2 separate regions of the Homo sapiens genome follow, and region 1 is linked to region 2. Evidence: chromatin loops called from intact Hi-C (ENCODE). Cell type or tissue: Caco-2. All regions are shown on one strand. Each heading gives the region's core, and the rest is flanking DNA. Links, peaks and the distances in the headings are about the cores only. Region 1 overlaps LINC00276 (long intergenic non-protein coding RNA 276). Region 2 overlaps LINC00276 (long intergenic non-protein coding RNA 276).

Region 1 (12,502 bases), core at 6,672-9,171, 66 kb after region 2:
CAATATTCTAATTGTAATAAATAATCTAAGATGTTTGTAATGTTTTATAATTCTTCAGCCATTTTACATAGGATTATATTGAATGATCACAGCAATTCTGTGAGTTAGGTGTCACTATTTTCTCCTATTTTATTTCCTTGTCATGAGTCTTTCAGAAAAAAAAAAAAATGGCAGGTTTTAAAAGCAGGTCTACATGTTTCTTCAGCATATGCTGCTTCTGCATAATTATGTAATGTTTCCAAATCAGCCTCCATGGGAGCATCTTCAGGACCACAGATGACAGTTATTTAAACATTCAAACATTTTGAACTAGAAGTAAAAATACAATTGCCTCTCATTTCTGAGTAAAGAAGTAGCAAATTTCATTGAATTTACAGTTCATGGGTTCTTACAGGTCACATGACCTTTTAAAAATATCAGTGAAAATAACTATTCATCCTAAAATATTATCAATAATATATTACATAATTATTGTGAAAATATTGTGAGTAATATTAATCACAATTAACATTATGATTAATATTATGAGTAATATTAATCACAATTAACGATATTGTGATTAATATTATATCACACTTTGGAGATTGCAAGTTGCCCTCATATACATCATATTTTATCTTGACTTTGAGAAGTTGTCAGCATGGTTATTTGTGTGTTATATTTCACAAATGAGTAAACAAATGTAGAACGGTAAAGTATTTAAGGACGTACGTCCAGGTAACATGGCAGAGCTAAGACTGATCTAAGGTGCTTCTTTAACTTCTGAAATAACCAGTGCGTGATAATCTTGAATGTAAAATGGATAAACTTATTTAAAACACGGAGAAGGTCAAAGACTCCCAAAGGCGGGAATTGCCCTGTTATCAGTTTATTCCTAGTCCATAGTGTATTAACTAGTAGGTCCCTAATATTTATTGGATGATTAATAAATGATCAGTGAACAGTGAAAACATGAATACATACATGCTCTCCTTCCCTCAAACTAGACATACAACAATTCTTTGATATGTATTAGGGTTGTAAGCTAAAAGTTAGCAATCCAAAGATTATTTCTAAATACTTAGCTGGTAGCAAGTTCAGTATCGAAAACACGCCCACATACACACACATACACACACAGACAGATGCATGTACATAATCAAGCTACTCTATACCAAATTGCATTGCTATCAAAATCTTCAGTAACAGTTCACTATACATTTCTAATGATTTGCCTTTATTTTCAGTATGTCACAAAGACATTGGAAACAGACATCTAGGTAGTAATAAAAGACTCCTATCCAGTACTTGTGTAACTGGAAAAATCAGTTACAGCCTCAGAACCATAGTTTCCTCATCTGTAAAATAAGGCTATGATACTTTTTTGAAAGATCATTGTAAACAATCAGGACAGACCGGGCGCAGTGGCTCACGCCTGTAATCCCAACACTTTGGGAGGCCGAGGCGGGCAGATCACAAGGTCAAGAGATAGAGACCATCCTGGCCAACATGGTGAAACCCCGTCTCTACTAAAAATACAAAAATTAGCTGGGAGTGGTGGCACGCATCTGTATTCCCAGCTACTCAGGAGGCTGAAGGAGAATCACTTGAACCCAGGAGGCGGAGGTGGCAGTGAGCCGAGATCGCGCCACTGCACTCCAGCCTGACAACAGAGCAAGACTACGTCTCAAAAAAAAAAAAAAGGACAATGTTTTAAAAGCACCTAGCACAGTGTGTACATATAGTAGGTGCTCAGAAAAGCTGCCACTTATTTGCTACAGTTCTTAGAATAGGCTTTTGTCAGGGAAAAACAATACCTCAATCTTTCCTCCTAGAAGCGTTTAGTAACAGAATCAGGATTGCCCATACTAACGAAAGCCATCATCCTGCTCAAAAGAGTCAGAGCTGGGAATCACTTAGAAACATGTGTGCAGTACCAGAAATGATGCCCATTTTGTGTTGTGACGTCGTGCACCCAGAAATGAAACCACACAGTCCTGCTAGCTGAGACCATTTACAGCCACTATTGGCACCGAGTGGAGAGCGTTTCTCAGGCAGATATGAACAGACGGTGGTATTTCTCAACTACAAGCCCACAGCCAGGGAACTCAGCATATGTAGGCATCCTTTTTACCCCGAAGAAAAGTGACTTTTAAGGAAATGAAATAGCAGCTGTATGAATCCCAACCAGGAGATGAAAGGGGGAAAGAAGAGAAGGGAGAGAGTGAGAGAGAGAGAGAATGACTTGGAGAATCATTTGTACCCATCTCGAGCACAGGCAGTGCACATTAAAGACAAAATACTTGGGTGTTAAAAAGCCAAAATGTGGGTGACAAAGGGCAAAGTTAAAACACTAGGAAAAGACAGAAAAGCTTCAGTACTTAACATATATTGATCTTATCCAAGAAAGGGCACAACATAAAGCATTTCTGACGAGTAATTGGATTATGAGTAGCTAAAATTAACATAAAAGTTACGATTCAAAAAAATTATTAAAAATCACCTTCAAAAAGATGAGGAGAAAAATATGAGCACAAAATCCTACTACTAATGAGTAACGAAAGTGAAGCTCAGTTCTTAAACAATACTTGTCCATTTAATCTTCATCAAGTAGGTATTTTATCAATAATAATAAATTATAATAGAGGCTCAGAAAGATTTATTATTTCAACCAAAGTCAACTGCCTAACTCCAGATTTCTGACATTTTTATTCTTGTGTTCCTCAAACATAAATGTGTATTAGAATATCCAGGAGGGATTATTAAACCATAGATTATGGGCTCTATTCCCCGGGTTTCTAACTTAGGGCCCAAGAGTTTAGACTTCTCACTCATTCCCAAGTAATGCTGCTGGTATAGACAACACACACTTTGAGAAGCATTGTTCTGCTGGAGGATGCTATAAAAGACCAAGGCTTATCATTCAGTGTTAGCCCCTTGTTCTACCCCAGATCCAACAATTCAAAGGAGGAACAGCCTGGAATCATCATTGGAATGATTAATCTCAATAAGAACTGCTAGAGGGTTTTGGAAATATGCATAAATTATGAGTTGTATTAAACAGTTCACAAGGCTGGGCACGGCGGCTAATGCCTGTTAATTCCAGCACTTTGGGAGGCCAAGGCGGGTGGATCAGGAGGTCAAGAGATCGAGACCATCCTGGCCAACATGGTGAAACTCCGTCTCTACTACAACTACAAAAATTAGCTGAGTGTGGTGGTGCACATCTATAGTTCCAGCTACTCGGGAGGCTGAGGCAGGAGAATCACTTGAACCCAGGAGGCGGAGGTTGCAGTGAGCTGAGATCATGCCACTGCACTCCAGCCTGGCAACAGAGCGAGACTCCTCCTCAAAAACAAACAAACAAACAGCAATTAAAAAAAAAACAAAACAGTTCACACTAAAATGTATGTATCACTCTTTTTGGTTGAGTAGATTCCAGGAACCTGAGAGATGGAGGGGGAGAGAGAGAGAAAATGAGAGAGAGAGAGAGAGAGAGATTGAGATTCAAAGATCTGATGGAAAGGGGCTGAAAACAGAGAAATTAGAGACAAAGACGCAGGAGCTGTGGAGAGGGGGCAATTGAGTGCCTTGGTGTGTGCATGCATGGTGAGCTAGAGAGTGTCCAAAGCACAGGCCTTGCAATCTAATCAGAGAGCCATTGGAAGCCCAGGGACTTTCCAGGAGTAATACAGGCCAAATCGTATTTTTGAATCAGAATGAAAAACCATTACAAAGAATGGGGTATGTTACCATTGGGTCAAGTGGCTGTATTTCTATTTTGGAACTAATCTAGCATAGTAGGGAGTGTTGATGTTTATCTAACATCTAGTTGCCCTCTACTTGCCTGCTCCCAGAATCCTTACTCTATTCAAACAGAACTGTATCCAGACCCCATTCTCAGCATAAATCATGATTTATCTAATAGGGATTGTTCTGGTAGTAAGAACATATCTCCTAGCCCGAGAGACAAAACCAGTCTACAAGGTGACTTTTGGAAATTATTTTCCTTTGTGATAAAAGAAATGGTTATATGAGAAAAATATGCCATTCCTTCTTTAGACTTTGTTGTGTGAGAACTTGATGCTTAGATTCACAGCGGTCATCTGGTAAACCTGAGGGGAAGACTACTGACAGCTAAAGGCAGTGATTTCAAGGGAAGGAGACAGTTGAGTACTTGAACTACCTACCTCCAAATTTCATGTTAAATGGGACAATTAAATGCTGTGTTTCTTCATTTGTTTTTTCTTATGGTTTAAGAAACTAATTATTGCAACTGGGAAATGAGATGTGATCTTTCACTGTACTTAGCAAAACTGAGGCCAATTCTATCAATGACTGCAGTGTTTATGCCATGAAGCAAGACAATTTTGTATAACGTTTGAGAATATGTTCAACTTTCTAAATTAAAAATGTGACCATTCTACTCCTCTAATTAAACCCTTCAATTAAATGCCACATAGGATTGAGTCCAGGTTCCTATAAAGACTTTCACTTTCTACCCTAGGTTTCCAGCCTGTTTTCTTCCCACTGGCTGCCTCCCACTTTATGCTTCAGTCATTCCAAATATCTTGTTCTTGCTCACAAATCTATTGTGCAATCAGTGCCTTGTGATGTCTTGTGCATTTCCCCACCTATATTACATTCTCCTTCCCTTCCTTTCACATCCTCATCTGGATAACTCCAACTAATCACTCTAGCCTGACATAAGACCTCATCCAGGAAGCCTTCCCTAATGCTCCTTATACAAAATTATAGGCCAGCCTCTGTGTTCCCACTGTACCCCTGCCTTAACTCTCACTGATGTATTCATCATATAGTATTAAGATAACCCACTAATATGCATGCCTTCTTTATTACACTAGATGGTCTTTAAGGAAAGGTGCAATAGTTTTAATTTTGTATTTTGAGTGCCTAGACAAATAATTGGCCCTTATAGAAAAAAATCTAGATTAATATTTTAAACACCTATCATGACAACATATTCTGCTGCTGGTAGCTTGAAATAAGAGACCCTTTAATCTATAAGTAACACTGAAAACCCATGATTTACACATGACTGTGATTACTATTACTTCTCCAGCTGTCACTAACAGATGAAGGATTATCCAGAGGTAGAAGGAAACCAGGAGGTTGATTTAAATTGTTTCCACTGGCATTCAAAATATTTGACCCTTCCAAAATGAATGTTAATAAGAATAATATTACCTGTTATTATAATGTGTATTGTAGTTCACAAAGCACTTTGTAGGTGCTTTATATTATATAATATTCACAATAACCCCAGATATAACTATTCTATTTGGGATATATGAAAGATCAGAATCCCTATATAGTCTTAAAAATTACAGATGATGCCTAAGAGATTTCGTTATATGGAGTGTCTCCATCAATAACTACTGTATTGCAAAAACTAAATTATTTTCATTTAAAATAACCATAAACCCATTTTATGTTAATGTATTTTATAAAAATTACTGTTTTACAAGCAAATATGATTGAGAAGATGGCCATTATTTTACATTTTTGGTAAATCTCTTTAAGACTTGGCTTAAAAGAAGACTGATGGATTCTCACATTTGCTTTTGCATTCAATTTTTGTGCAGTATTATGTGTCATGTAGTCTCTGGGAAACTCCACTGTACACTTATGAGAGACAGAGAATAGAATTGGCAAGTAATGTCAGTGTTAGTGTGAATATAGTTTTTACTTTGCTTGCAGATCCTCTGAAAGAAACTGAAGAGAGACCCTCAGGAACCTCATAACCACACTTTGAGTCTAACTGCTAGGTTAGACTAACCACAGATTACATGACTTACAGAAGTCAAACAACTAATGAATGCCTGACCTAGGATGTGAAAATGAACCATTTACTATCAAGCCAGGGGCTGAGTTACAGGTCTTGTATTAGCATGTTTAAAAGTGTGGTGCTTATATCTGATGTGACAATTAGGTGGTTATTAACCAATAGCTAATCCAGAAACATAGTCAAACTGTTTTTACCAGTACATCAGCTAAAGTGATAGTGTGGCATGAGATTGAATTTGGCTCAGTCAACTGAGGTTGAGGTTGAAGTATTTCTGACATGCATGGGATTGGTTGTGATGCACAGGTGAAATTAGGCAGAGGTCAGGTCTACCATTTCCTGTGAAGTTGAGGGTTTTTAGTGGAGCCACTGGTTGGTTGGTTTCTAAAATATAGAAATTGAGAATGAGGTTCCAGTAAGAAAATATTGATTAGAATCCAAGGAATTCCATATGCACTGATTATGCAGGTATTTTAATTGAATTGTTCTCAAACATAAGGAGAAAACCCTAAAGCGGTAATAATTTAAATCTCAAAAGAAATCTCTCTGAAATGGTCTCTAAGGCATTATGCCATCATGTATATAATGCCTTAGATGAAACAGTAAACCTTTCATTCATTCTAAACTTGTCTAGAAAAAAAAAACATAGTTAAGACAAACATGTAGAGGACAGAGAGCTTAGATTAGGATATTTGATTTGTGCTCATATTTATTTCGATTTGGATACAATCTTAAGTCAAAACATGTAAGCTTATTTTAATTAATTCTATTGGCCAGCCAACACAATTAATGTTCATTATTTCAGTAAATATTTCAATGACAAACACAGTCAGGGAAAAGGAAAATCCCTGAGGATTTTAAAATAGGTAAAAATACAGTTTATCTAGCCAAGACTGATCATTACAATAACCTTGGTTGGGGAGGAGAGGGATAAGGAATGAAAGCTTGTTTTGAGAAGAGGGTAACCTCAGCTAATTCCTGAATGATGAATAGAAGTTATCCAGATGAAGAAAAATTGAACATATTTACACAATCCATATGTGTCATGATAAATAATGAATGTTTGACATAATGTGATCTCATTAAAATTTAATAACATAATAGCTTCAATACTTTTGGCCCCCATTTTAGAATTGGCAAAAAAAAAATGAAAACATACCAGCATTGTCTAAAGTGATGCATTTCGCAAATGGAATGATTAGTATTTGAACATAGTCTGAGTTCAAAGCACTTCAATAAGGCACACCAAGATGGCATGACACAGTGTGGGGATACCTGGCATATTCACTGCAAGACAGTGAGCATATATCCAGGAAAAATTGTAAATGGCAAAGGATTAGAAGATACCACTGAAGAGGTGGGTAGGACTAGATCTCTGAGGTGACAGGAAATTCCTCCTGTAAGAATGTGGGTGGCTACCTTTGCATTTTAGAAAGGGCTTTCATGTAGATAGCAACACATTGCCAGGAGATAGTTTAAATCTAAAATTTAGTGTTGGAAAATGCTCAGAGATCTCAAAAGCAACAAATTAAATTTGTAAACACAAACAAGTAAAAGATTATTCCAATGCTCTGTTCAAACAACAAAGGGAAAAACTGTGTGTTAACAAAAGACCAATGAGATCTGCAAAAGCAAAACAACTTTATTATTTTCTTTTTATTATTATTATTTTAAATATTTGTGGGTACATAGTACGTGTATATGTTTCTGGGGTACTCGAGATGTTTTGATACAGGCGTGCAATATGAAACAAGCACATCGTGGAGAATTGGGTGTCTTTCCCTTCAAGCATTTATCTTTTGAGTTACAAACAATCCAATCACATTCTTTAACTTATTTTAAAATATTCAATTAAGTTGTTATTAACTACAGTCAACCTACAACTTTATTTTCTAAAAGCAATCTGCAGATTGCGGAGATGAAAGTGCACTTTGAAGAGGGTCTGGAATGCAGGAGATTATGAAGGTAAAAACTGCAGGGCAGGGAAGGGGAGGCAGGGGAATGAGGAACAGAGTCTGGACCAGATGACCTTTAAGCCCCATATCATCAGTCTTTCTTGATTGGCTGGTTCCAGGTGGTCAGCTGGTTGGCTCCAGGTGACTTGCTAGCGGTCAGCTGGGAAATTTCCAGCTGCAGTACTTTTCAGGAACTGTTCTTTGACTCAGTTGCAGAAAAACAGGTTCTGCAACACTTTCTAAGGACACAACAGAATGTGACTGCCCTCTCACCCTGCCATGGCCTCTTGGTTCTGCTTGTAACTTTTGAGCCACAGGGAATCCATCTTGTCTGCTAACTGGAGGCACAATTTGAAATGTTCTTCTGATCCACGTTCTCAATTTGTAAATCCACGTTTTTAATGTTTTATAATTATGGTTTGGACGGAGCTATAAAAAGTTGAAAGAGACTCTCAGCTATTTATCAGAGCTTTCCCTTTATGATAAGCACTCTAGGGAGAGGCTCATCCTAATTTGAAATAAAGTTAAGATCAGTTGTTCCAAAGGCATCCCCACTGCAAAATATGCTAACTTAACCAAAGCCCTGCATGTTGCTAAGTCAGGTTCATGAAACTGGCCCATACCTGCTGTAATAACTTCTTTAGGAGGGAAAAGCCACAATGGCAAAAGGCAATAACAACTCAAAAAACAAACAAAAAAAAACCCAAAAAACTAGTGGGGTTTTCATAGGAAGAGTAAAGCAGTGAGGTTAATCGCAGCAATAGGGTCAATCCAAGCTTCAAATGTAAGTACAAAGTTGTAAATAAAGAAGAAATACTCAAGTATCAAAGATGCCAATATTTGGGGGTGTTAAACTTGAACTATTATAGCAAATGAAAGCTCAGAATAATGTAAAGAAAACCAATATGGAGCAAGAATTAATGGTTAAAAGTGTGTGGAGAATCCCAATGTGCTTATATGAGATACCCCAAGTAAGGGTGATTTTCACATTTTCTACTATTTCTATGCCTTGGACAGATTCTGTATATCATGTGGTTTTTCAAGAAGGCCAATGCTAAACACTGAGCCATAATTTGGCTGTGGTCAGCATTATATAGAAAACAGACCAGGCTACACAAATATTCACAATCCCAGAATTAGATTATTTTCTCACCTTTTAACCACACGGTATTTACACATTGTTAAGGTTAGAAAATCATGCCCTAATATATGGTGCTTTGACGTGATGAACTAAAGGAGCAAATGTAGAGAGCCTCAAGGTCTCTCTGATCCCATCCCTCAATTCTCTCAATCCTTTGTCTCTCCCAAAGCACAGGATGAAGCTCTTCTCTGAGGTTCCCTTATTTACCTAGAAACTGGACTCCCAAAGAGGAACAGAATCGCCTTCCATCCCCTCCCAGAAACCTCATTACCAATAGCAAGAAAGAAGATTGAGGAATGCAACCACACATGGATGGACTTTCACCAGATGATGTCTTCCTTTCAGTCTCATTCCAATTATAAAGATAATTATTTACAAGTTAATTTCTGTCTCCTGATGTCCATTTATTCTTCCTAGTAATCATTTATCCTTCTAAAGAATTGAGCACATTTCCCCTACTTCCATCTCCCTATTGAAGTGGGTATATAAACATCAAACATTTGGCCTTTTCTTTGAGATTTTATATCATGTGTGACTCCTGTGCATAGATGTATATGTGATAAAGTTGTTATGCTTTTCTCTTGTTAATCTGTCTTGTTAAAGTGGTGTCATAGAGAAAGAGATCACCTTCTTTCTGCCCCTACAATATAAAAGAAAGATTTTTTTCTATCATATGAGAGAAATTAGATATAAAACCCTGACAGCAAAGAACACACCTATCACCCAGATCTTGGTTTCTAACATATTCTCCAATAAAAGGAGCCAGGACTACATGGAAAAATGGTTAATTCTAAGATTGGGACAGAAAACATACACAATGAGCCTGGGATACATGCCAGAAAATAAGTACTAAAAGGAGGAGAGAGAGAGAGAGAGAGAGAGAGAGAGAAAGGAAAACCCATATTGACGGCAGTATGTCAAAAGGACACAGGAGTCAACTGAATGAACTCCCAAGCACCAAGGTTAGAACAATTTGAGCAACCAAATAAAGCCGTATTGTATTATCACACAAAGTATAAAATAAATACACATGGGTTTGTACTAGTATAAATAAAATATTGAATAAATTAATAAATGAATGAAGGGAAAAAGACAAATCTCCCATGTAGAAAAATTCCATGTAATTTATGTAAATATTCTGTCCACTTCTTAAGTATGGATTGGGTGTAGTTACTAATTTCCAATGAATTTAGCATGAAAAGGAGGAATGCAAGGAAAAAAACATGATAATGGAGACACCTGACAAAGGCTACCTCAACCAAGTGATCAATGTTATCATTAACAATAATGGTATGGGTCAAGTGAGGTGGCTCATCCCTGTAACCCCAGAACGTTGGGAGGCAAAGGTAGGAGGAGACTTTGAGGCCAGGAGTTTAAGACCAGACTGGACAACATAGCAAGACCTGTCTCTACAAAAAAAATTTAAAATGAGCTGGGCCTGGACCTAGGAGGCTGAGGTGAGAAGATGACTTGAGCCTAGGAGTTTGAGGCTGCAGTGAGCTATGAGCATCCCACCACACTCTAGCCTGTGTAGCAGAGTAAGACCCTGTCTCTTATAAAACAGAAAAAAAATTAGTGTGTACGCTTGATATTATGAGATGAAAATACTCACGCTTGATATTATGGGATAAAAATACTTAACCCCTTTTCACTTCCTTCCCAAAATCCACAACTCCAGTCAAAGCATGAGAAAAAAAATAGACTTTCCAATTGAGTGATATTCTACCAAATATTCCTTAAAACTATCAAGGTCATTAAAACCAAGGGAAACACAAAAAACTGTCACAGCCAAGAGCAACCTAAGGAGACATGAATAAATGCAATGATGGTAGCTTGGATGAGATCCTGGAACAAAAAAAGAATATTAAATAAAAACTAAGGTAGTCTAAATAAAATATGGACTTTAGTCAATAGCAATATGTCAATATTGGTTCATTAATTGCAACAAATGTACCGTATAAATACTGTTAATAATTGGGAAAACTAGAGTTTTTCTGTAAATCCCAAACTGTCCTAAACATATTATTTAAAAACAAAAAAAAAGAGAAATTTTTTTCCCACTCACACAAAATACCAATGTTAACTTTCCTTTCTCCTTCCACCTCGTTTTTTGCCACATGCAGATAGGAATTTGGTGGAGTTCACAGCTATAAAGGAAGTATAGATTTTGTCAGTCTCTTGCCAATTTAGTTTTGTAGACTGAATAATTCTCCAGCAATTAAAATACATTTAAAACAGATTGTACTTTTAATGTAAATTTAGGGTACAGAACAAGAATATGAAGTCATCAAGAAACAAAAGAAAGGAGAAGGGCACACCCCAGCTAACTCAGAGCTGCCACTAGAAGAAAAAGGAAATTTCCTATATTTCTACTCCTAATTCGCTCCTCCCTTGTATTCCACTCTCTACCGAAGCTTCAACAGGATACAGCCCCCTAAATCTCACCATCAAAAGCTGAAGGATAGAGCAATTAATAATGGAGAAGTCATCAAGTACTTTAAAAGGCAGGCACTCCACCGGCCTCCTACATTAGGCATGGTTAGATTGTCACAACTCCTTATTTGCTGTAGGCAACATATAAGGAAAAGAGGCGTGTGGTTACCCCCAGATTCTGTAATCACTCCAAATCTTAGAGGAGACTCTCTGGCCAGAAGAAAACAATAGAGTGTCTTCACTACAGAAGATAGAGTCTATATTATCATTGAAACTGGTCTTTCCAGATATTTATAAATATAAACCAATTACAACAATAACACAATATTCAAGAAATATAGAAAGCAGCAGCCGCTCAAAAGACAAAAGGGAAAGGTAAGCTTAACATATAAAACATTAAAATGCCAGACATTAATAAAATTTAAGTAGATATTGGATTAATTAAAATAATAGCTTGGCAGGTCTGAAAAGGAGGAAACAAACAGAATCATGGGATAGAGTTCTTGAAAATAACAGAGTTTGTTTGCAAAATCAATAAACTCCCAATACATACCAGAATGTACATTGGCATTTAGAAAACCAGTGCAAACTCCTCAAATGTGGCAAAAAGAAAAATGAAGGAAACTATGAGAAAAGATGAGACTTAGTTGATACACTTATTTATTCTTTTTTTTTTTTTTGAGACAGAGTTTCACTCCGTCACCCAGATTGGAATGTGGTGGTGTAATCGCCCAGTTATTTTTCTTTTTATTTTTTGTAGAGACAGAGTCTCACCATGTTGCCCAGACTGGTCTCGAACTCCCAAGCACAAGTGATCCTCCCGCCTCAGCCTTGCAAAGTGCTGGAATTACGGTCCTGAGCCACAATGCCTGGCCAGTTGATACATTTAGGGAAGTCATTACTGATATAATATGACAATGTAAGAAGAGAATGGAGATATTCTTGGATTAAGATGATGAATAGGAGGCAGAAGTAGCTTGCAGCCCCGGCTCAGACAGACAGAGCAGCGTGTGGAGACTCACATCGTGAACTTTTGCTCCAAGAACTACCTCAGGAACACACCAGGAAAGCTGAGAGAATCCACAACCCTTTGAAGAAACTGAATTACTGCTGCAGGCTCTCGGAGATGCCAAAAAACTGTGAGTTGGCTTGCTTTCTCAACGGCGAGGCTTGTGGTCTGGTGCAAGT
Region 2 (12,502 bases), core at 4,522-7,021:
TCTTACCGTCATGTGTACTGAAAAAATACTATTTTCAATAAATACTGTTTCTTTTGTTCCTTCAATTTATTTTTCTCTTTACATTTCCATAGTAACAGTTATCTCAACATCTGGGGTCCGTGACTAAGACAGTGACTTTCTTATCCACTAGTGTATTCTCAGTACCTCAAGGAAGTATCTTTCATGTGGTAGCTGATCAATAAACATTTAGTTTATTAATGAATGAAAAGATGTGAGCAGTTGATGGAACTGGTCCTAAATCCATATTTTGTATAGAAAACTCTGCAGAAATGTCTCATTTGAATTTATTTGTTGATGCATACTGTGTTAAGTAGAGCATTATCCCAAAGAAATGACAGTGTCAAAATGGGATAAAAACCCCAAAGCAAAAGTCCCTACCAGTTTAAGGCTAGATGATGATGATGGTAAATACACCAGAAAAGAGCTCAGAGAAAGAGAAATTGAGGCACAGTCTATCATTCTCAAGTCACTGGATGGACAGGGATCTTCCTGGTTCTGTTTGCCTGAGTGAATTGGCTGCAACCCAGAAAGAACACTCAAAAATGTACTGAACAAGGTCGGGGGTGGTGGCTCATGTCTGTAATCCCAGCACTTTGGGAGGCTGAGCTGAGCAGATCACCTGAGGTCAGGAGTTCGAGACCATCCTGGCAAACATGGTGAAAGCCCATCTCTACTAAAAATACAAAAATTAGCCAGGTGTGATGGCAGGCACCTATAGTCCCAGCCACTCGGGAAACTGAGACACAAGAATTTCTTGAACCTGGGAGGTGGAGGTGGCAGTGAGCCAAGATTGTACCACTGCACTCTAGCCTGGTTGACAGAGTGAGACTCCATCTCAAAAAGACAAAAAAAAAAAAAAAAAAGTACTGAATGTAAAAGAATGAAATATATATTGAGAGAATTTGGGGTGAGGAAAACAAAGCCCCCAGAAAGAGCAATGCAAAACTTAAGATCCAAATTCATTTTATACCTACCTGTAGAGAACTTCTGAAGATTTGTTAAATCTACTAAACAGTAGATTTAACTGCAATCACTAGACAGTCAGAAAATTAGCTTCTTCAATAGGTACCATTTTTATCTTCGCTCAAAAAAATGAAATGTTCTTCTTGTTCACTTTATAGATTCCTGACTGCAAATTCAGCAGGTTAGTGTGCCAAGTTCCAAAATACAGCGATCATAATCATTCTCTATATTTGTATAACACCTTTGTTTGGATGGAAACACATATATGAATTTTACATTTATTATTACTTCCCCCTGTGGTAAGGCAATATTTTATTATTAATCACACTACATCACTTAGAAGTAAAGGAGAAAAAGAGTTACCAAAAATGGAAAGAAAGAGAAAAAAAAGACACTTGAAAAGGAAGCTCACCAGTGATTTTTGATAGCAAGGGCATTTGATCCCAAGAACACTCAATTTAATAAGCAATAATGTGATTAATCAGAAGCTCTGCATTTTAATTTTCAGGACACCACCAAATTCACTGTAATGTTAAATTATTATTTAACCAGGACATGTTGCATAGGTTAAATATGTAAGATCCTAAAGTCTTTAGGAAGATTAACTAAAATTTTGAACTTAAAATACCTCCTGTTATAGAATCATACGTCTTTTGATGGAAATTTTTCTCAAATTATTTAAATACGAGTAACATGTGGAGATTTTCAGGATTCCCAAAACAGCTAGTCATACATGTTCTCTTCATCTATAAACTGTTCTCATTAGTTATTTATATAGCCCATTCATGTTTTTATGGAAATAATAAATTCTCTAAGATTAATAATTTATAAATGCATTCAGGATATAAGAAAGAGATGAGCAGAATCTGGTAGTTTCCTTTTAGGTTCTACTAAAATAATAATCTTTCCATTACTGCATCTATGATTTCCCCTGTGTCCTTGGATTAAGCACCTATGCCATCCATCCCATTAAATCTCCCCCATATATCACTTCTTGACCCTTTCACTAACTCTGCTTGACTATTATAACTGCTAATTTATAACCTTGCCTTGCCCTTCTAATTTAAGATGTGATGAGTCACTGACATTAATTTCCCTCCAAAAGATTTTATTTATCTCTTCATTGATTGATTGACTGGTTGATTCAATAAAAGTGAGTAAATGCCTTTATGTTCATCAATAAGAAGGGAAGAAGATAAATGGGATACTATCCCTCTCCTCAAAAATTTCTTACTGTAGATTGAAGTCCTGCATATAAACATTGCCAGCAGAATTAAGTTAACTTCAATATACTGAATTTCTAGAAAGTATTCCTCCCTCAAAGGAAGGACAGTAGAATGTCTTCATCTGAGAAATGGCATTTGAGCTGAACCTTGAAGAACTAGTATGAATTTTCCAGGGGCAAGAGAATTTAACTAGAATATTCTGCTTAGACAAAAGCATGAACTAAGGCATCAAAGCTCAAATTTCACCTTGTCTGGGGATATCTGAAGTTTCTTCTCTGGTTGTTGGGACAAAAAGTGGGGTAATGAACACTATCTCTGATGAAGTTGCAAAGGTTTTTGCAAAAAATAATTCCAATGAATGTGTGATATAAAACATATACGCCAGCCTTCTAAGCCCCCTCACCCCAAACTACATGTTTACTTGCAATTTCCATTGTCTTCCTATGCACATTGCATAAAAATTATATTAATTAGGAGAAAGAGTTATCTTTTTGAAATCAATGTCCAAAATTTTACCCCAGACTAATATGCTTGTTTATGTGACACAGGAATCCCTGTCAAATTTCACATTTGGTTGTACAGTCTAAGAGTCAATATTTTAAGTACCACAGCAAAGTTACACATAGGAAGTTCCATATGTGGAAATGTGATGTGGTAAACTTCTTAACTGTGTTTCTTAAAAGTTTGTTGGGAAAAAAACACATGGATAGCCAAAATAACAACTGCAGCTACCATTTGTTGAGGTCCACATTAGGCATCATATGACTTAACAGTAAAACCTCAAATCCTCAAATCCTTTCTGAGATAGATATCATTAATTCCATATTTTTTAATTAAAAATAACTGAGGTTCTAAAGGTTGGAATTGACCTACATGACACAGCTCGCAAGAGACTAAGGCAAGATTTGGAGGATGTTCTGACTCCTTCTACTATGCACCAAGAGCTCACTGACTTTACTAGACACGTTTTTATGTGTTTGTAAGAATTACAAGCTGAGTTAAAGGCTTGTCAATACACATTTACTTTAATATATTATTCTCAGTCAGTTGACCAACATTTTTGGAGGATACTAACATTCATTCCAAATTTAGTATGTGCCTGGTTCTGTGATAGATAATGTTACCTCTTGGATACCATTTTATCTTTATGCCAGCCCTGTTTAAATAATACTGTCTTATTTCATTCTTAGGAAAGAAATCAAGCTCAGTGAATTTAAATATGACTACATACACCTGAAGCTGAAATTTGAAAATATGTAATTGAATGGATCTAGCTTCTGAAGCTAGATGACTCATGGCTAATGAGTAGGGAATCACCTGCATTGTTGGCCATTGAAACTCTTATATAAAGAAAGTACTTGTTTTTCAAGGATTGTATTTACATTCTCTATTTGAGAAAGTACTGACCTTTGATAATGAAAGACTGCAATTGTTATATTCTATTAAGGAACTTTAGTCAACAGTCTGGCTTACAACGGACTGGTAATATTTTATGAAGGAAATGTACCTGATTGCTCTTCTTTCTGTACTGAAAGTGGCACAGGACTTATAGTCAAAAACCCAGGACTGGCTGAAAGCAGTGGCTCATGCCTGTAATCCCAGCACTTTGTGAGGCTGAGGTGGGCAGATCACCTGAGGTCAGGAGTTAGAGACCAGCCTGGCCAACATATAAGGAAACCCCTTATCTACTAAAATAATACAAAAATTCACTGGGCATGGTGGTGCACACCTGTAGTCCCAACTATTCAGGAGGCTGAGGCAGGAGAATCGCTTGAACCAGGGAGGTGGAGTTTGCAGTGAGCCGAGATCGTGCCACTGCACTCCAGCCTGGGCGACAGAGCAATACTCCATTTCAAAAACAAAACAAAACAAAACAACAACAACAACAACAAAAACAGGACTGAGCTTTTATTTAGCTTACTGTTAATTATTACTAGCATTAATTAACCTCTTCAGGGTACTATTCACAACGTTACATGCTTTTATACTTTTTGTCATTTAATCTTCAAATTCAGGTTCCTTTGTATTGTGTCTTTCCATCCCCATTTTCCAAATACAGAACTGAAGAAGAGACGTGTTAGTAGCTTGTCTTAGGTAAGTTACCCATTGACAGGCCAAAAAATTTATTTCAAGCCTGTCCTTGGAGACCCCATTGCTGCATCTCAAAATATTCACGGTTACCTTGAGCAAGCCACTTAACTACTCCAACCTTTTGTTTCTCAACTTATAAATTGGTAATAATAATATCTGATCTGAAGCTAGAATGAAATGAGGTCATTCAAGAAAGAATGAAATCATGAAGGAAACAGTTAATATTATTATCAGATACAGAAGTTGTTAACAACAAATCTTGTCATCTCATCTTGTATGAGAGAGAGAAGGCAACAAGATGTGCCTCCGAAAACTTGAGAGTATCCTTCAGATTCTCCTACAAGAAAACTGCTGATGATGGAAGAACTCCACCTTCCATGAATCTGCTGCTGATTTAGGCATTAACGATGTGACTCAGGCCTATGAAAGAGGAGCAAGAAGCACTAAGACAGAGAGGCATGGAAATTCTCCCCTGGGCCCAGCACAATTGTATGGGATTTCCATGTGGATTTTAAGTCTCCTTTTATCTTCCATGACACATAAAGCATCTCCTGGACCTATCTCCTCTAAGACATGTAACCTGACCCACTAGATCACTATTTACCAAATTCCTAAAATCTGTGGTTAATTTGAAAAGAAAGTTATCTCGTGGTGGCACAATGGGACACAATGCTAAAAAGTCTACATATAGCATTTATATATAGCTCAAAGCCAGAAATTGAGCTATATTGTATCAGCACAATTAAGTGGTTATTATAACTTTTTTTAATAAAAGAAAGGCAGGGAATATCACAGAAGTGTGTCTAGAAGACAGGAAGGGGTGTTGTGGGACTTCCCAGTGTTGGTAATCGTCATGGTTCAAAAAATCCCCCAAAACTCATGTTAAAATTGTATTGCTAGCTGGGTGCAGTGGCTCACACCTGCAATCTCAGCACTATGGGAGGCCAAGGCAGGTGGATCACCTGAGGTCAGGAGTTTGAGACCAGCCTGGCCAACAGGGTGAAACTCCATCTCTACTAAAAATACTAAAAATACAAAAATTGCAACGCATGGTGGTGGGCACCTAGAGCCCCAGCTACTCGGGAGGCTGAGGCAGGAGAATCACTCGAGCCTGGGAGGCAGAGGTTGCAGTGAGCCAAGATCGCACCACTGCACTCCAGCCTGGGCAACAAGAGCAAAACTCCGTCTCAAAAGAAAAAAAAAACTTGTATTGCCATTGTTATAATATTAAAAGGTGGAACCTTTAAGAAGTGATTAGGCCATAAGGACTCAACTTACTTTTCCTTGAAGAAATCTAAAAAGGTATTTATCCAATATTCACTGCTGCTTCTCTGCTTTCACCACCCCCAGGCACTAGGGAGAGCTCTGCATCTTCTTCTAAGGTCTCAGTAAGATCACCAAACAGGTTCCCTCTGTGTGTGCACAGTGAAATCCAGTGCCTTTGCCTGGACATGCACAACTGACAAAGAATAGCCCAGTCATGCCTCAGACGGTCCTGTCTCCAGGGAGCGAATGAAGGCAAACCTGTCTAGCACTCCAGAAGACTTGCAAAACCCTGGGATCCTCCTGTAGCAGCGTCTAGAGGACTTGCCACTGGGGGCTGAAGGCTTCATTGGTCTTTTGCACCTCCCAGTTATCACTCTCCCATGGGAATCCTTCAGGTCCTGCTGCGGCAGGTGGGGTTTTGAGAAAGACGTTCATCTGGAGATTAGCCAGTACCCCAAGCATGTGCATACAGGTCAGGTGCTGTCTTCCAGCAATGGGTGGCTGGGAGACCAGATTATGTCAGCCTTCAGTGCCACATGCTGGGCCAGGTCCCGTGAAGCTCATCAGAACCATGTTTATCCACGCGATGTGGGGAAAAGGAAACTCAGTCTCACTTTCACAGCTTCTCCCACAGGTTTTGACAACACAGGAAATGGGAACATACGACATAACCGAAGTTACTTTTTGACTCAAAATATCAAGGGTTGGTGGGGTAATCCTGATGAAATGTCTTCTTTCAGGCCCCATATCCTTCCTGGTCTTCAAAGTGCCAGTCATTTTTCAGTGATTCTTGTCCTCTGCCATCCTTTCCCTGCCCCACTGTCCCCAGAATCACAGGAAACTCAGCACAGCAAATTCCACTTGTATCCTCTTTTTTCATTCATCCTCAGCTCAAATTTCACCCCTATTATCTATACACAATCTGGACACAATCTTTGCTTCTAGTCTCACCACATATGAAATACAGCAATGCTTTCATCCCTGCAGAAATCTTGCCATCTCCTTCTCATACTTCCATGTCATTGCCCACCCAGGCATGGCTCTCAGCTTGGAGTTCTATTCACCCTTATCTCCATGTTACAAATCTGGACCATCCTTCACACACATGTCAAATGCCAGCTTCTCTAAGATGACCTCTCAGATCCCCCAGATAAAAGTGGTCTTTCCTCCTTCTGCCCTCCAAGACTATAGTGTCTGTCTCCCTCATGCCACTTCCTTCTAGAAGAATGTGTTATAGTTAGTAGTTTAATTATTTTTATCTTCTATATTATAATATGCATTTCTGTTGGATAGGGAGCAAATGTGAACTTTGTGAAATGTTACATTGAACAGGTTGTTAGAAATCATCCTCTTATGTCCTGTCCACTAATAGATGAGAAGGCTGAGCTCTAAAGAGAGTATAGAGAGAGAACAAAAGCACAAGTGCTCCCTTCCCATTACTCATCAGTCTTCCTCTCCAGATCTCTGCATAGAAGACAAAGCATTGAACACATCATTTTGAACTTGTACGAGAACCCCGAGTGATTAACAAATTTCTATATGGGGTTTAGAATAAATGTCCTCTGTTCTGTACATATCACCCATTCCCCCATCAACACATATAGCACAAACACAAACAAGGCCAATTTCATTGCACCATCTAGGGTAATATTTTTGAATTTTAAATATCATTAAATCATCAATTGAGCACCTAGTTGTGCTAGTCACAGTATCTGTTGACTTTGGTTTATTAACCCATTCCCTCTTCCTGACAATTCAGCAATTAGAAGAATTATTTCTGTTTTATAGCTGAATAATCTGAAGTTTAGAAATACTAAACAAATAAGCAAAAATCAACTTACACATTCCATGAAACCCATCAATGTTTCAACTACTCCATTCATGAAAGCCGGTTTATTTTTACAGAATTAGGTGTATAAGAGATGCTAAATAATCGCAGCAAGGAAAATTTCAATATTTGTTGAAAAAGTAAATCAGATCAGCCTTCTCTGTGGTCTACATGCACAACAACATCTGGATAAAGTTAACAACCATTTTCCCCTCAAGTCTTGGAAGGGGGACATGCAAATCTGCGAGAGGATCACTCTGACAAGCTAGAGAGTATGGTATCCTATCTATAAATGCAAATGTGACTCTTCTGGAGATGCTGAATCAGATCAGCAGTTAATGAAATGAAGGACATTTGGAAATGCAGAAATGATGAGCATTACTTTGCTCAGAATATCATCATTAAGATCAATTTTTGGTTATTTATGCCTCTCTATTTCCTTCTTGGACTTCTCTGGAGTAATTCTCATTAACTATGTAATTGGTTGCTACGTCTCTTCTTAAGGTAGACAAGCAGACTGCTTCCTGGAAAGGCCATGATCCACTCATTCTTTCTATTCTTCAAGTTTTTGCCGATTTGGGGAGGTTGCGTCATTCCTATTTTAACTCAGATGGACACTCCATTGAAGAGAGAAAGCATTTGCTGCAAAGGGGAGGCTACTGCGTTGGAAAGAAAACTCATTTGACTTAGAATCAAAACACAAAGGAGACTGCATAGACTCTGGGTGACGGGCAAGTTGCTCGACATCTCTGAGCCTCGGCTTATTTGACTTTAAAATAGATGTTATGACGCTGACCTCCAAGGATATTTTGAAGGAAATGCTGTGAACATTACGTAAAGCAGTGCTATCTAATATAAATATACAAGCCACGAATGAAATCTTACATTTTCTAGTGGCTGAATTAATTTAAAACCAGCTAACTTGATTTTAATAATATACTTTATTTATTCTAATATATAGCCAAAATATGATCACTTCAGTGTACAATCATGAAAATATTAAGTTCCATTTCCAAGATCCTTCCAGAGGTGTCTGTTGTAATTGGTGGTGATCTGAATTTAGTGCTTTCTACAATCTTAGTGGCATTGTCACACAGAGGTTTGAGATTGAACTTCGACCAAGTCAACACAAAAAATGGATGCCCTCAATCTTCTGCCTTTTCCAGTGCGGCTGATCCCTTTCATGTTGACTCCAAATGTAATTGTGTTTCTCTCTTTTTCATCTGAAGGCCTCCCTGTGGTGGTTTTGACATTTTTTTCAGTTATGATTTCACTTAAAAGTAAAAACAAAACAAGTATACAACAAGAGAAAAACATCTAGGAAGAGCTGGAATTAGGCAACACCTTCTGAAGCACAGCAGCATGTGTGACGGGAAAGGAAGGTAGACACTGGCAGGGAAATTATTCTGCAAACTTTACCTTGTGAGAAAAGTCCCCAAAACTTTTTTTTTCTTTTTTTTTTTTTGCCACCCAGAAACAGCCTTGCAGGCAACAGGAATTCTTCTACATTTAGGCAAGAGATTAACCAGGTTTTTCTAATTAACGCTTCGCTATTGAAAAAATGTATTAACCTTTACAAGATTTTCTTCCAAAATATACAAAGAGAACCTGGTGGCTTTGGGGGAGGGTGACATAGTGATGGGGCATAAAGCACTTCCCACCAAGCTAGCAAATCACTGTTTCAGTCAGGAAGACAAGAGAGTTCCACGGCAGGCAGAAAACACTAACACAGTCCCAACATGGAGGTCAGACACACTGAAAAATCTCAAATTTTTTCTCAGATTTTAAAAAGTTGAGCTGCTTGATTTGGCGAATCCAAATTGCATTTGCTGTCTCTGTAAGGGTCATATGAAATGTTCAGCTCACTTTATTTTAAATTATGAATAGAGGACATAATGCTTTCTTCAAGAAATGAAGTAAATTTTAAATGAAAGACAACTTTCAAATCCAAATTATAGTCAAATTGAGATGGGCAGTGGGGGAGGGCATGGGGGCAGATAGTAGAGAAAAGGAATGACCCAGGGACAGACAGACAGTAAGAAAGAGATAGCAGAAGGTGTTTTCGTACACATAGGTTTATATTTAATTATGTTTATTATTATTTGAATGCAGTATTTGCATTATGTGTTTCATACATGTTTATATTTATTATTTGTATGTATGTTTACATTTATATTTACACATGTATGTATATATTACATGTATATACATATGTGCATGTGTTTATATATGCATACATGCATGGGTATGCATGTATATACATGCATACATATATGCATAAATATAAATATAAACATACATGCAAATAATAAACATGATTAAATATAAATATACACACATACCAACTTTTTTCAGCCTTCTAGAGGGATAGAGGGATGGGTCTGTAAGGTAATAGGAGAGATTCAGGTTCAAAAACAGAGAATGCTGTTCTCACCTTCTCGCTGCCCAGAAGGCCCACGTTAATGCCCCTCTTTGCAAATTTCCACTCCCTTCAGGTCTCAGCAAAAGTTTCTTTCTGCATAAAATTTGCCTGATTTGCCCCCACTCCAAAATGGCTCCCTTGTCTATCACCCTTATTATCTCATACACGAAAGTGGTTTCTTAACAGTTACCACATTCCATGGAAACAGACACTCTTCATAGCAAATTGCACTATTATTTTTTGTAACCCTGAGAAAGAAAATCCCCACCAATTAAACTATGAAATAATGCTTTCTTATCATTTAAAAGTAGTATTTTAAACTTACTGAAAGAGGCTTTAGACTTATTTAGAGCTAGAAGAAATGACAAAAGGAATGGCTGTGGGTGACCATGTCCGTGATGGTGCAGGTCACCATAGCCACCTGACTGCTTGCATTTTTAAAAACAGCATTAATTGTAAGATTTTAATTTTAGACATATTAAAATGTAGATCAATATTGTCTCAAAATTGACAAAACGTGGTATTTTTCTGCTGTAATAAAATAGATTCTGAGCTTCCTGAGAGTATGGTTAGCGTGTTTGTCATACATACTACAAATTTATCCCTACAGTTCCTTAAAAATGCTGCTTACAAGGCATCATGATGTAGTGGAAATCTAGGCTTTGGAGCCACTCACTATCTGAGTCCTTTAAGCAAAGTCTACTTAATAGTGCTAATATGTAGTTAGCTGAAACAATGTACCTACATAATTTAATTCAACGCCTGTCACATGGTAGTCACTCAAAAATTATTAGCTTGTTGAAAAAACTGAATTGACAATAGAACTCAGCTGGGAGGGGGGAAATCATCTTTCTTTTCACCCTTCTCCTGTCACCATGTCTTGATATTTCTGAGGCTGAGCTGCTGAAGAGCTTGTTCCCAAGGGCATGTAGAAGGATAATGGGGTAAATTAGTCAGGCTCGAGCAATCCCTAGATAAACTTTAAACCCAAGGCCACAGGTGCCTTGTGGCTCTTTTGATCTCATGGAAAGGAAGAACAGAATATGCAGTAAACATAAACTATCCGTTGAAGCTTCCAAGGTCTGTGGACAAGAGTCCAGCAGTGTCCAGTGGCAAAAACAGGACCAGAGGAAGTTACACAGAAGGGTAAGGAACAAATAAAGGTCACTTTCCTGGCTTAAAAATAAAAAATCTCCAGCTGTCCTGATGTGATCCAATTTAACGAGGTGTAGAAATCCAGAGCTCTTTGAAATTTTAAAGCAATTACAACACAAATGACTCCAAAGCAGGACGATCTTATTATGGTGAGGCCATAAAATGCTAACTTCAGAATGTCAGGAAAGCAGAACTGTTCTTTGCTGGCATGTCAGAATATATGGGAAGTTTGTGGAATTGTCAGCACCTGATTATTCTTGGAGGCTTGTTTATTGCACCAAATGCAGGATTTCTTTTGGGACTGTTTTTATTATTATTACCAAGGATGGTGGGCACCTGTTTCTATGCATTCTGAAAAGTTTATTTCTGCATGGTGCATAGTTCAATGGAGGGAAAAACAATGACATTAGAGAATTGTATTTTCTGTTGATACATTGGGCTAAATTGGCTTATGAAAACACCTATCAGCTGCCCCACCCTTCAGGTGGTTGCACTAATAAGGTGGTTCGCAAAGTGTGGTCCTTAGCAGGATCAGCATCATATGGGAACTTATTTTAAAAAACAGACAATTGGCCTCACCCCAGATGTACTGAATTAGAAACACTGAGGGTGGCACCAAGCAATCAGTGTTTAAAAAAAAAAAAAAAAAAATCCCCTTCCCCCCCAGGGGATTCTGATGCCTGCTCAAGTTTGGGAACTACTGTATTAATGCATCCACAGTAAGACCAGCCTGATTACCAGACCCCTAAGCCTGCTTTGTTTAAATGAGGAACAGGCTCTTGGTTCCTCCACAGATGTCCAGTTTCTCCCTGGGGTCTAAATTTACCCCTGACTTCAAATGGGATTTAGGGATTTCTGGTGCATGATATCAAAACCAAGATTGTGTTTTTGCAGAAGAAAGAAGCCTCCTCAGTCACCCAGGGCCATTTAGAAAATGTTGCTGGAATAGGTAATATAAAAGTTCATAATAAAACATAACCTGAACTGTTTAAAGAGAATATTCTTCAGGAATTGTAGTGTTGTTCTGGTAACAGAATCTCTAACTTATGCCCTGTCTGAGATTCCCTTCTGATATCCAGACTAGAGTTTCTGTTGCTGTAAAGTTGGGAACTCCTTTCTCTTTGCAATTTATCTTCCAAATCCAAAACAGAACCACACGAAATTAGATAGGACTCGGCCCTAAGATACCGAGCTGTAGCCGCCCCTTGCACCTGGCCCTCTGAGGCTGTCTGATGCACCTGTGAGTGTTGCTCATGGCTGCCCATGAGTGTCCCACACCCAGACACTGGGTGCCGTTGTCACCCCCTGAGGACCCTCCCGGATGATACAGCTCACTTGAAAGACCATTTGTTTTCTGTCATTCACAGATATCATTTCTGTTATCTGTGGATAATGTGTTCTGCCTTTGAGAGCACATGCTCTGGTGTGACCTCTCCTCTCTCAGGTCTGTATTCAAGGCAGGAGTTAGTACTCAAGGCAGGAATTAGTCTGAATCCATCCATGTGCTAGGAAATATTTAACAATAGCTTT

The links. Hi-C counts contacts between places; a loop is a spot of excess contacts. Peaks named below come from ENCODE experiments on the same cell type or tissue, not always from the same donor. Only the 100,000 strongest peaks of a DNase experiment are listed, where the experiment ranks them.
Region 1: it touches region 2 in a loop (8-fold over the local background); 1 of 110 quality-filtered maps calls a loop at or near these places.

Annotation. Positions count from the first base shown.
Region 1 is chr2:14,346,480-14,358,981 of GRCh38, forward strand. All of the region lies in intron 1 of LINC00276 (long intergenic non-protein coding RNA 276), which reads right to left. Among named protein-coding and RNA genes, the nearest start is that of LINC00276, 48 kb to the right of the region's middle. In Caco-2, for the core only: no CTCF peak of the experiment used is centred there; a DNase peak (open chromatin) is centred at 7,962.
Region 2 is chr2:14,282,471-14,294,972 of GRCh38, forward strand. The region is part of intron 2 of LINC00276 (long intergenic non-protein coding RNA 276); the gene reads right to left. Among named protein-coding and RNA genes, the nearest start is that of LINC00276, 110 kb to the right of the region's middle. In Caco-2, for the core only: no CTCF peak of the experiment used is centred there; a DNase peak (open chromatin) is centred at 5,781.